2 separate regions of the Homo sapiens genome follow, and region 1 is linked to region 2. The links are chromatin loops, found by intact Hi-C in ENCODE. Cell type or tissue: CD14-positive monocyte. All regions are shown on one strand. Links, peaks and the distances in the headings refer to the core of each region. The heading gives the core; the rest is flanking DNA.

What was found. Hi-C counts contacts between places; a loop is a spot of excess contacts. Peaks named below come from ENCODE experiments on the same cell type or tissue, not always from the same donor. Only the 100,000 strongest peaks of a DNase experiment are listed, where the experiment ranks them.
Region 1: a loop joins it to region 2, with 2.3 times the contacts of the local background. A loop is called at or near these places in 6 of 110 quality-filtered maps.

Annotation. Positions count from the first base shown.
Region 1 is chr14:67,959,257-67,964,647 of GRCh38, reverse strand. All of the region lies in intron 7 of RAD51B (RAD51 paralog B), which reads right to left. Among named protein-coding and RNA genes, the nearest start is that of RAD51B, 140 kb to the right of the region's middle. In CD14-positive monocyte, for the core only: no CTCF peak of the experiment used is centred there; a DNase peak (open chromatin) is centred at 2,287; H3K4me3 peaks cover 1,425 bases; H3K27ac peaks cover 2,794 bases.
Region 2 is chr14:68,208,766-68,214,156 of GRCh38, reverse strand. All of the region lies in intron 7 of RAD51B (RAD51 paralog B), which reads right to left. Among named protein-coding and RNA genes, the nearest start is that of RAD51B, 390 kb to the right of the region's middle. RefSeq lists enhancers at 2,949-3,228, 3,399-3,598. In CD14-positive monocyte, for the core only: no CTCF peak of the experiment used is centred there; a DNase peak (open chromatin) is centred at 3,126; H3K4me3 peaks cover 1,391 bases; H3K27ac peaks cover 2,102 bases.

The DNA of each region.
Region 1 (5,391 bases), core at 148-5,147, 250 kb after region 2:
TTTAACAATATGGGGGAAAAAAAAAGAAAAAGAAAAAACCTCACTGCTGTTAAAAAACCTTAGGAGGAGATACAGAAAAAGAAAGCACCATTTGTTCTGGTTAATGTTGTTGTGTAATGTTTTCTGGGGTGTGCCCTGTAGGCATGTTGAAATCATAACTAAATAAATCAGCTCCAGCAACGCAAAGAAACAATATTCCCTTCCCCTTTGGCTGCCTGAAGGAATAATGGCATCTTCTCCATGATGTGCACACACTTTGGAGCTGCTTTGTTTTTAATCTTCTGCCAAGTCAAGTTTTAGTTTTATTTTAATTTTGGTAACCACAGTAAATTCCAAATCTTTGACAAGTAAATGCTTTCTTTCTCGCCAGAATCCCACTCACTTTCCTTTCTAACTCTAGGAGTTCAATAATGGCTGCAGTACTGATCTCTTTTCATGAACAAGAAAATAAATACACTATAAATTAAGCATATTTCCTGACATTTACATGATGGTTTAAATGTGACATGAGTACAATAAAATTGTCATCTTGTTTGCCCATCATTGTATAAATATATATGTATATATATTTATGTGTACTGTAGGGAAAAGAACAGCATAGAAAGTCAGGAGATGTGCACTCAAGTCTCATTCATTTCAGTTGGCTGTATGACGTTAGTTTAAAAACTTAAATTTGGTTTCCCTATGTATAAAAGTTAGGCAAATATACTAGATGGTTTTCAAAGTCCCTTTCACTTTAAAATTCTGATTCATAAGATTATGTCTGTTACCGATTTTTTTTAAACACATGAAAAAGTCACTCAAAAAAATCCTAAAAAAAAGAAAAACCCTAATTTTTGGTGGTAAAATGAAATAAGCCTCAGAAATTATCTAATCTGTACAGCTTTGAAACTACATTCTATGGGAAATGCCTAAGCCAAGAGTTATAAACTGTTTATTTCTTGGAAGGATTTCATAGTTTAAAGAGAAAGATTGCAACCGGCTAATCTAGTTCAGCTCTGTCATTACAGATGAAGAAACTGAGATCAGGAATGAAAGAAGAAATATATTAACACATCCATAAAATACTGTGCAACTATTTAAAATGATGGTAAGAGAAAAGGGGTCAAGATAAGTTAAAAAAGAAATGAGGCTATAAAACTGCGTAAGTATTTATTCATTTTTCAGAGCAATAAATTCATTGTATCACTTTCTTTAAAATATTCTCATTATATAAATTCAAATACTACAAAAAATACACAGAAAAGATGCATTAAATCATCCAAAATCTCACCATTGAGAAATATTAGGTATTAGATTAGCAATTAGTGACATTATTCCAGACAACTGGAATATACACATAGATAATGAATGCACAGAAATAAATGTATTCTTTCTGGGATGAGATTATAGTCACAGTTAAAAATAAAAAATATCAATTCTATACACATGGATACACATATACACATAGATAATGGATGGACAGAAATAAATGTATTCTTTCTGGGATGAGATTATATTCACAGTTAAAAATAAAAAATATCAATTCTAATTTTACCTGCAATTAACAGAAGCCGAAATGAAACTGAAGAAATTTTAAATCTTAGACAAATGTTTCTTCACTCAAGAAACATTAATTGTGAAAAAGTCCCTCTAACTTTAAGAAAAATGATCAAAACCACAAAGAATAGATTAACATTACTTTTAAACTACTTTACATTTGAGACAGTTCTGATTGAATTGTTGCTATGAATAAGATTAATAATCTCTCATTCCCATTTCCCTTCTACCTACCTTCCAATTTTTATTGTATATATTTGTTTTACTTTGCCATGATGTAGAGTGTTTACAGTCTGTTGTACTGCCACACTTTCTACAGTATCTAAATCTTACATATATATATGAAGGTATTTAATATCACAACACTTTTTTGGTTTGATTCCTCTCTTGGTTGGCTAAATTTCAACAATTAGTTCTTTTTCAGAAAGGTCTCACAGATACTATATTCTCTGGGTTCTTTCACATTTGAGAGGATACGCCTGTGGCCTTTATACCTCAACAACAACTTGGCTGGGTACACTGTTCTTGGGCCGTAATTTCTTTTATCAGAACTGTGTTGACATAGCTCCTGTAGTATTGCACATTGTTGTGAAGTCTGAGGCCAGTCTAAACTTCTTCCTTGTAGATAACTTTTGCTTTTCTTCCTTATAGATAACTTTTGCTTTTGCTTACATGACTGAAGAAACCTTTCTCTTGTTTGGCAACAATCAGGATATGACATGATGTTGAACCTTCTCTACCAATTTTCAGGATTCAATGTATCTTTTGATCTGCAGGTTCAGTTCCTCATTTCAGTGAAGTTTTGCTATATCACTTCTCCAAATACTTTTTTAGTTTGATTTGTTGGGTCCACTTCCTCAAAGACACCAGTAATCCTTTCAACTTCATATCAGATCATTGTTAACCAAATTGCTTTCATCTTTGTGTCTTACTCCTGTGTTTACCGTGATTATTCCACGCTTTCACTCCAAACCATTAAATTTTTAGTCACCTCTATTGTATTCCATACTAGTTCTATATCATCTGTTAGTTTTGCAATAGAGGTGTTCTTGTCCTCAGATGTGCTTCCTTAGCTATATAAACTCACTTTTTAACAATATGAACTCATTTTAAGATGTTATTTGTAGGTACATGTATGTGTGTGAGTCTATGTGTATGTGTGCATATACATGTACTATAAAAGCCCAAAAGGCTTTTATCTAACTTTATCAGAATGTTATAGTTTTCTGCTGTAGTCAGCGATCTCTTTTCCTTTTTGCCTATCTGAATTTCCTAAATGTTTTCATAGTGAACATAATATGTTTACACACTGATGTTGACAGACACATGCAAATTTAAATGTTGTATACATATTTCTAGAAAAAGAGTAGATTTCCAGAAAAAAAAATACTGAGAAAAGAAGAGATGAAATGATTTGTCTAAGCAAGGAAACGGTAGGACCGTTTCCTTCAACTATACTATACTGTTTCCAAGATGTTTGCTTCTCACAGGATAGCTACACATTTTCAGAGAACTGAAATATCCAGCCAAGGACTAAACATCTTTATGTCAAAATGTATACAAGAATAATATCCTTCCTCAAGCTATGTGTATGGTGTTCAGTCTTTGAAAAATAGGAAAGTAAGCAATGTCAGCATTCTGATAGCCAGCATATCTTTGTCTGAGACACAGATACACAGTGGATATGAATGAAAACCTCTCCTACTTTCTTAGTGACCAATTTTGTTCTTCTGTTTCAAGCTTTAGCAAGTATAGCCCTCAGAAAATTTCTTCATCAAAACTGTATCGAAAAAAGGAAATTCCAACTGGGCATGGTCGCTTGTGTCTGTAATCCCAACAGTTTGGGAAGCAGAGGTAGGAGAATTGCTTGAGCCCAGAAGTTTGAGACCAGCCTGGGCAACATAGCGAGACTCTGCCTCTATAAAAATAAAAAAATTAGCCAGGTGTGGTGGCGCACACCTGTGGCCCCAGCTACTCGGGAGGTTGAGGTGGGAGAATCACTTGAGCCCAGGAAGTCGAGGCTGCAGTAAGCCATGATCATGCCACTGCACTCAGCCTGAACAACAGAATGAGGCCCTGTCTTGAATAAATGAATGAATGAATGAACAAACGAACAAATAATAACTTAGGAAATTCTGTAGCCAGGCACAGTGGCTCATGCCTGTAATCCCAACATTTTGGGGGAACCAAGAAGGGAGGATTGCTTGAGGCCAAGAGTTCCAGACCAGCCTGGGCCACAAAGTCAGACCCTGTCTCTACAAAAAATTAAAAAATTAGCCAGGCATAAAGGCAGGTGCCTGTTGTTCCAGCTACTTGGGAGGCAGAGGTTGGAGGATTGCTTGAGCCCAGTAATTTGAGGCTGCAGTGAGCTATGACTGCAAGACTGCACACTAGCCTGAGCAAGAGAGCTAGACCCTGTCTCTAAAAAAAGAAAAAGAAAGAAAAAAGGCAGTTCCTCTGAGTGTGGCAAATTGTTAATTAATATATCTAAGTTCTATCCAGTGTTCTTGCAAATATATTTATCTTAAATTTATTTTATCCTAGATACACTGTGGGTAAACTGCTATATCTAAACTCATGTTGATGCTATCAAATTCCTAAAATCTTGGGACAGGGTCCTAGAACAAAAATCTATTTTTCTAAAGTGAAAGATAAAAACTATAGGCTCTCCTGAAGTGCTGAGCTGAAAACAACAAGAGTCTTCTTGATGACTAAGAAAATAAAGGTGACAAAGGAAACAATCATAACGATTCTGAATTTTTAAAGGAAGAGATGAAATGATGTTATAGAAAGATCAAGTAAAGTAGTGTCAAACCATTTATAAAGTTGAGGCTCAGCTCCTACTATTACATGACTTTGAACAAGCAATTCAACTTCTCTGAACTTGATTCTGCATCTGCTCAACAGAAACAGTATTATTTCTGTCAAGTAGTATATTTATACACTTAACATAGAACGTTATGTTTGCATATTTCTATTATACACACACACACAAACATACACACACACTTCTTTTTTTTTTTTGAGATGGAGTCTTGCTCTGTTGCCCAGGCTGTAGCGCAGTGGCGCGATCTCAGCTCATTGCAACCTCCGCCTCCCAGGTTCAAGCAATTCTCCTGCCTCAGCCTCCCAAGCAGCTGAGATTACAGGCACCCACCACCACCATGGCCAGCTAATTTTTTTGTATTTTTAGTAGAGACAGGGTTTCACCATGTTGGCCAGGCTAGTTTCAAACTCCTGACCGCAAGTGATCCACCTGTCTTGGCCTCCCAAAGTGCTAGGGTTACAGGGATGAGCCACTGCACCCGGTCATATTTCTATGAAGTTTTAAAGTGCTTTTACAAAGAATGTCTTATTATTGGCAGGAATAAGCAAATATATAATTAGTAAAGAACCATTTTCATTGTCAAAATATAGATATGCTAGAAAGAAGACAGCATGGTAAATTTTGACTGTTTTATCAACTTTAACTATGTCAACTAATAACACTTTTAGATCAGCATATTTATACCCGGCTTACCATTATTTTTCAAGGCTAACATAAATTTCAAAAGAAAGTATTGGCCGGGTGCGGTGGCTCATGCCTGTAATCCCAGCACTTTGGGAGGCTGAGGCAGGAGGATCACAAGGTCAGGAGATCGAGACCATCCTGGCTAACACGGTAAAACCCCATCTCTACTAAAAATACAAAAACATTAGCCAGGCGTGGTGGCGGGCGCCTGTAGTCCCAGCTACTCAGGAGGCTGAGGCAGGAGAATGGTGTGAACCCAGGAGGCGGAGCTTGCAGTGAGCCAAGATCGCACCACTGCACTCCAGCCTGGGCAACAGAGCAAGACTCTGTCTCAAAAAAAA
Region 2 (5,391 bases), core at 136-5,135:
TCTCCTTCTCCTTCACACAGGAACTGCCCTCCTCCTGCAAACAACAGTTGTCCAGGGCCTTACCTGACTCTGAGAGTGTGTTTAACTAGGGAAGGGTATAAAAGGCCTGATTGTAGCCACAGATCAGGCCACATTCTCTAATATGGTTTTACTGGAATAAAGCTGACATTTTGTTCTCCATCAACCTGATGCCAGAGTCCATTTCTCAACAGGGAATGAGAAGTGATTTTTTTACTCTCTTAGACACCAATGGCATCTACTCTTTCTCATCATGTAACTATGTTAATATTTGAAGGTTGTCTTCATATTCCTCTTTGGTTTTTCTCTTTTCCAGCCTGACATTAGTTCACCGTTTTTCCTCTTAGGATGTAAATCCAGACCTCTTATTCTCCTGATTATAATGGTCAAGGACCCCCTTAATGACAGACCTGACCTAGTACTCTGGACATGGACTCTTAGAGAAGAACTACTGCCACCATGATCCATGATGCTATATTCTAATAATGCACCCTCCTATTAGTTGTTCTTTTTTAAAAGTAGGTATACGTTAGTATTGAATCACATTGAGTTTCCCACCAACTAATGTCCCTAAATCTTTTCCTTATTACTTGCTATCAACCTAAGCTTCCTCCTTCAAGACTTAACATACTATTTTGTTAACCTTAGCTTAGGACTTTACATTAATCTGTGTAAAATTCTGACTCACTGGTTCTAGTAGCATAATACAGTTATGAGCATGGGCTTTGGTGATAGACAAATGGTCCTCTGCCATCTGTGCCTCTTATTGGCTGTGGGACTTGGGTAAATGACTTAGCATATCTGTGCCTCTACATCTATCTATAGAATGGAATATTACTAGTATACACCTCAGAGGGTCACTGTGAGGATTAAATGAGAGAAGTCATACAACACATTTAGCATTTTGCCTGGCACACAGTAAGTACTCAATAAATGCTACATATGGTTGTTATTAGCAAATCCGCCCATCAACCTACACAGATCTTTAAAAAATCCTATCTCACTTGTTGCAAAAGCACATTATTTGTGCTTTCGTCAGAAATTTTTAATGAGAAAATTGGATAGAACAGCATCACTAGACAGGTTCCTGAGGCTTACCCTGAGGACCCCTCTCCAGATGGACATTAGTCCATCCATCAGGTCAAAACTGCCAGTGGACATTTGTTCAACCAGCTATGAATCTACTTAACCTCAACAAGACAACAAGAGTATCATAAAAATCTTAGCCAAACTCCTCCCAGAAATAAAAATCTATCCCTTGACATTTCCATAACCAATAAGATGAACTGTGAAAGACTTTAAGGATGTTAGAAATAGGAATGTTTTGTTTTCAATGAGCTCATATTGACTCCTAATAATCACATTTTTCTCACACGTAATCATTCAGTAATCCACTCTAAAAATTTGCTGAAGATCAATGTCCTGTGCATTCTGGAACATGTCTTCTTCTTCACTCCATTTCTTCAAAATTAGGATAGTGTCCAGTGCCATTTTCCATTACTATGACACCAAACCCTATTGCTATCATTTCTCATAAATGATGTGATTACACTGGCAAATTCTGTCACTACCCAGTGCTGTGGTTCCAATGGAAAGTCCCCAGTAGTGAGTTAGGAGGGTTCTAAACCAGTCCAAATTGTTCAGCAAACTGCTGACCACCCAAAGGACACACATGGTGGTATTTACCTTGCTGCTGGTGCTGCTGTTGTTGCTGCTGCTAACAGCTCTATGTAAGGCTCTGAGTCAAGTATTTTACATGGATTGTCTAATTTAATTCTCAAAACAGCCCTCTGAGGTCAGTGTAAAGATAATATCCTTTTTAGAGCGGGGTCTTAGGTCATACAGCATGTAAGTGGCTGACCTAGTATTCAAACCCAGTTCAATCAGATTCTAGAGCCAAACTTCCAACCAAGTGCCATATTATCTCCCTTTTTTACTAAATGGCACTATTTCATTGTATGAACTGTACAGCTTGGGTCCAGTCCCAGCCTTGCAGGCACAGAAATTTGACCTTGTCAGTATCCCAGAGTTGAATAGACTTAGGCATGATGCCTTCCCCTGACGAAGTTCACAACAAACTGGTGGAGCAAACGAGAATGCCAATGTGTTGATTTACAACAGTTATGTATCTGTCATACAGACCATAACAATCTGACCAGAGCATTTTTCCCTTTAGAGGGTTCTACTTACAGAGGCAAACTGTAAACACAAGACATCATAATAGGAGGCATTTGCTATAGAACTTGAATGTTAAATTGAATTTCCAACAAAGAAGGACTTGCCAGTGACACTGAAACTTTGAAGACTACCAACATTCACATTTCTATGGACAGTTACTGTGGGTACAGGGCACAACCAGTGTTTGCCTCTGGGTGCTTCTGATGTCGACCAACCCCCTTTCTGACACACTGGTGCATTACTTACGTCTAGGCCAGTCTTTGGCCTAGAGACAATGACTTTCCTTAGGTGACTTTCCACAACTATGCTCTGATATCTGATGGTTTTATATATTAATTTATTTCCCAACCAAGTTGTTGAGTAACCTTCCCCACCATATCTAGTCTACAATCTATAATATAATTCACTCTGGCCTAAGGCCTTTAATTCATTTAAGAAAGCTAGGAGCTCTCCTACTTTCTTATGTTTTATTTTTCTTTTTTCCCCCTTAAAGCCATGTATACCATATTCAGTTGGCAACACAAAAGAGGTGCTACAATAGTGAAGGTGGTACAAAAACAGGACCTGAGATGTTCTTTTCATTCTTCTATCTTCTCCAAACATTGGTTTCAATGGGGAAAGCGGGTGGAGGGAGGGCAATGTGATTAGAGAGATTCTTGCAGGCAGGGAGCAAGGCCCTTGAACTAAAAGTGGAAGTAGCCTTATATTCAGATAAATCAGTCACTAGGCACTGGGTGGGGAGGGGAAAGGGTCACAAAGAATGTTCTGAGCTAGGCCACTTAATGATTTTAGACATGCCTACCTAGGAAATGCACCATGTGGCAATGCTCTTGTTCTGACCACAGCACATTAGTCAGAGAAACATCCTCAGAGAGAAGATCAAGGAAGACAAGGCACATGTTTGAGTGTGGGAACACAACTGACACTAAGTGAAGCTTGACAACCTGAAAATGAAAGTGACTGGAAATGAAGTGAAACCATTCTGTTAGTAAAGAATGGAATGCGAAAATGAAATGAACATTTTAAATAGAGCACACTGCCCTTCATTTTACTTGGTGACTCAGCCTGGGAGTTTCTGTAATACATACAGAATTCTGTTTGGTGAAGTGACCTACTTGCTCTTTGTGGGCGACCATATCGTGAACAGCTGGGGAGTAACTCACTCCACGTCAACATGATACTGATCACAAGCGCATTTCCTTGCTTTTGCAGAGTGCAATGGAGATTTCAAAGCACTTCTTCCCAAGTATTTTCTCCTTTAATTCTCACACAAACTCTGTGAGATTGTTGTCCATTTTGTTACAGGTAAGAAAACTATTTTAAGTTCAGTGTTTTTTCCATGATACTACAGCAGTGGCAGTTACTACTAGAGCTCATGCAGAATTCACTGAAGGCCACCAAGACACAAGACACACACAATGGTCATTCCATCACCCTTAAGTAACCTAAGGCCTGGTCATGTATATACATAGAATGGTATGTTACCATCCCTAATATCTTTAAGATCAAACCCACATGTACAAGAACATTTTTAAGGTAGTCCTATCTATTTGGCTCCAGAGTATTTGAATACTGCAATATAAATACTGATCACCTTTATTTGCTTCAGGCATGGTGTATAAAAATTGTCATCCCATTGAATAAATCCCTTGTTACCTGGTCTCAACGTTCCTAACTATAGAACTATTCTAAAGATATTCCTGGCTGGGTGCGGTGGCTCACACCTGTAATCCTAGCACTTTGGGAGGCTGAGGCAGGTGATTACCTCAGGTCAGGAGTTAGAGACCAGCCTGGCCAACATGGTGAAATCCTGTCTCTACTAAAAATACAAAAATTAGCTGGGCATGGTGGCGTACGCCTGTTGTCCTAGCTCCTCAGGAGGCTGAGGCAGGAAAATCACTTGAACCCGGGTGGCGGAGGTTGCAGTGAGCTGAGATGGCGCCACTGCACTCCAGCCTGGGTGACAGAGTAAGACTCTGTCTCAAAAAAAAAAAAAAAAGGTATTCCTAGAGTATGTTTCGCTCAGACTAATACAGCCTGATGAAATTCCAGTGCCAAATAAGGAAAAAGATCGTGTGCTCATGGAGGAATATTACTGCCTGGCAAGAAGCTTCCTTTAATACCACTTAAAAAGATTAGCAGGAGGAAGAAAATCACGATTACAATAAAAGAATTATCACTAAAATTTCTCAGTGCAATTCCTTTCTTTGATGCCTAAACACAGGACCTTCTATTCTAGCAAGATGGTAGTTAAGGCATGTGTATCCGAAGGGCAGGAGATCCCTAAGTGGGTACAGAATATCTTACAATCATCTTCCCAAAAGTAGATTAAAAGTGGACTGGTGCATTTTTCAGATCTAAATATTCTCCTTTCTCTTCGCCCTCACTTCTGCTCTTTTAAATGTTGGAAAAAAAAATGAACAAGGCAACAAAGAAAATTTTAAAATGCTCATGGAAAAACTCATCTTCTAGAAGGGAATCTTAGTGGGAGGGACAATTCCTCTCAGAGAGTTATCAGTGAAGCTGTGAAAATATGAGGCCCTGGAAGCCAGAGGTGTCACCCAACAAGGCTGCAGCAAGGACAATTAGCAATGGCTGCTGTGCCCTCTGTCACTGCCTCAACTTAGAAAGGATGTCTTTGTCAGCCTCAGGATACTTAGCATGGTGCCTACCTCACAGAGAGTTCTATAAATAATTGCTGAGTGAAATCAGATGAAATGGAAACAGTTTCAACATGTCCCAAAAGTATTAGATACTTGAGTGCTAGAGTGGAATTGTTCTCTATTGGAAGAAAAGAAAAAAATATACCATTTTGAGTTGCAAGTCTTCAAGTCTTGCAATGTGAAGGATGACAAAATCTTCCTGATCTCCAAACTGGGTCACCTATCATGAAAGAGGAAAGCACTTCTGCAAAGTGCTACACCCTAGAAAACATCTTAAACCACTCAACAAAACAAGATTTCACCTCAAGGGAAGACTATCGAAGATCTCCACAGATTCCATTCAATTCAGTAAAGATTTCACTTTCAGATTGCCCATAGAGGTTGCCTGTGGGTGCTGGCTACTCAACTGCTGCTGAGCACAGTGCAACTCTATCATAATGCAGCTTGTCATCCCACAGATGTAATATCCACTAGGGTATAATATATAACCCCAATGAGTTTTACTGTTGAATAGAGATGCTGTAATGTATGG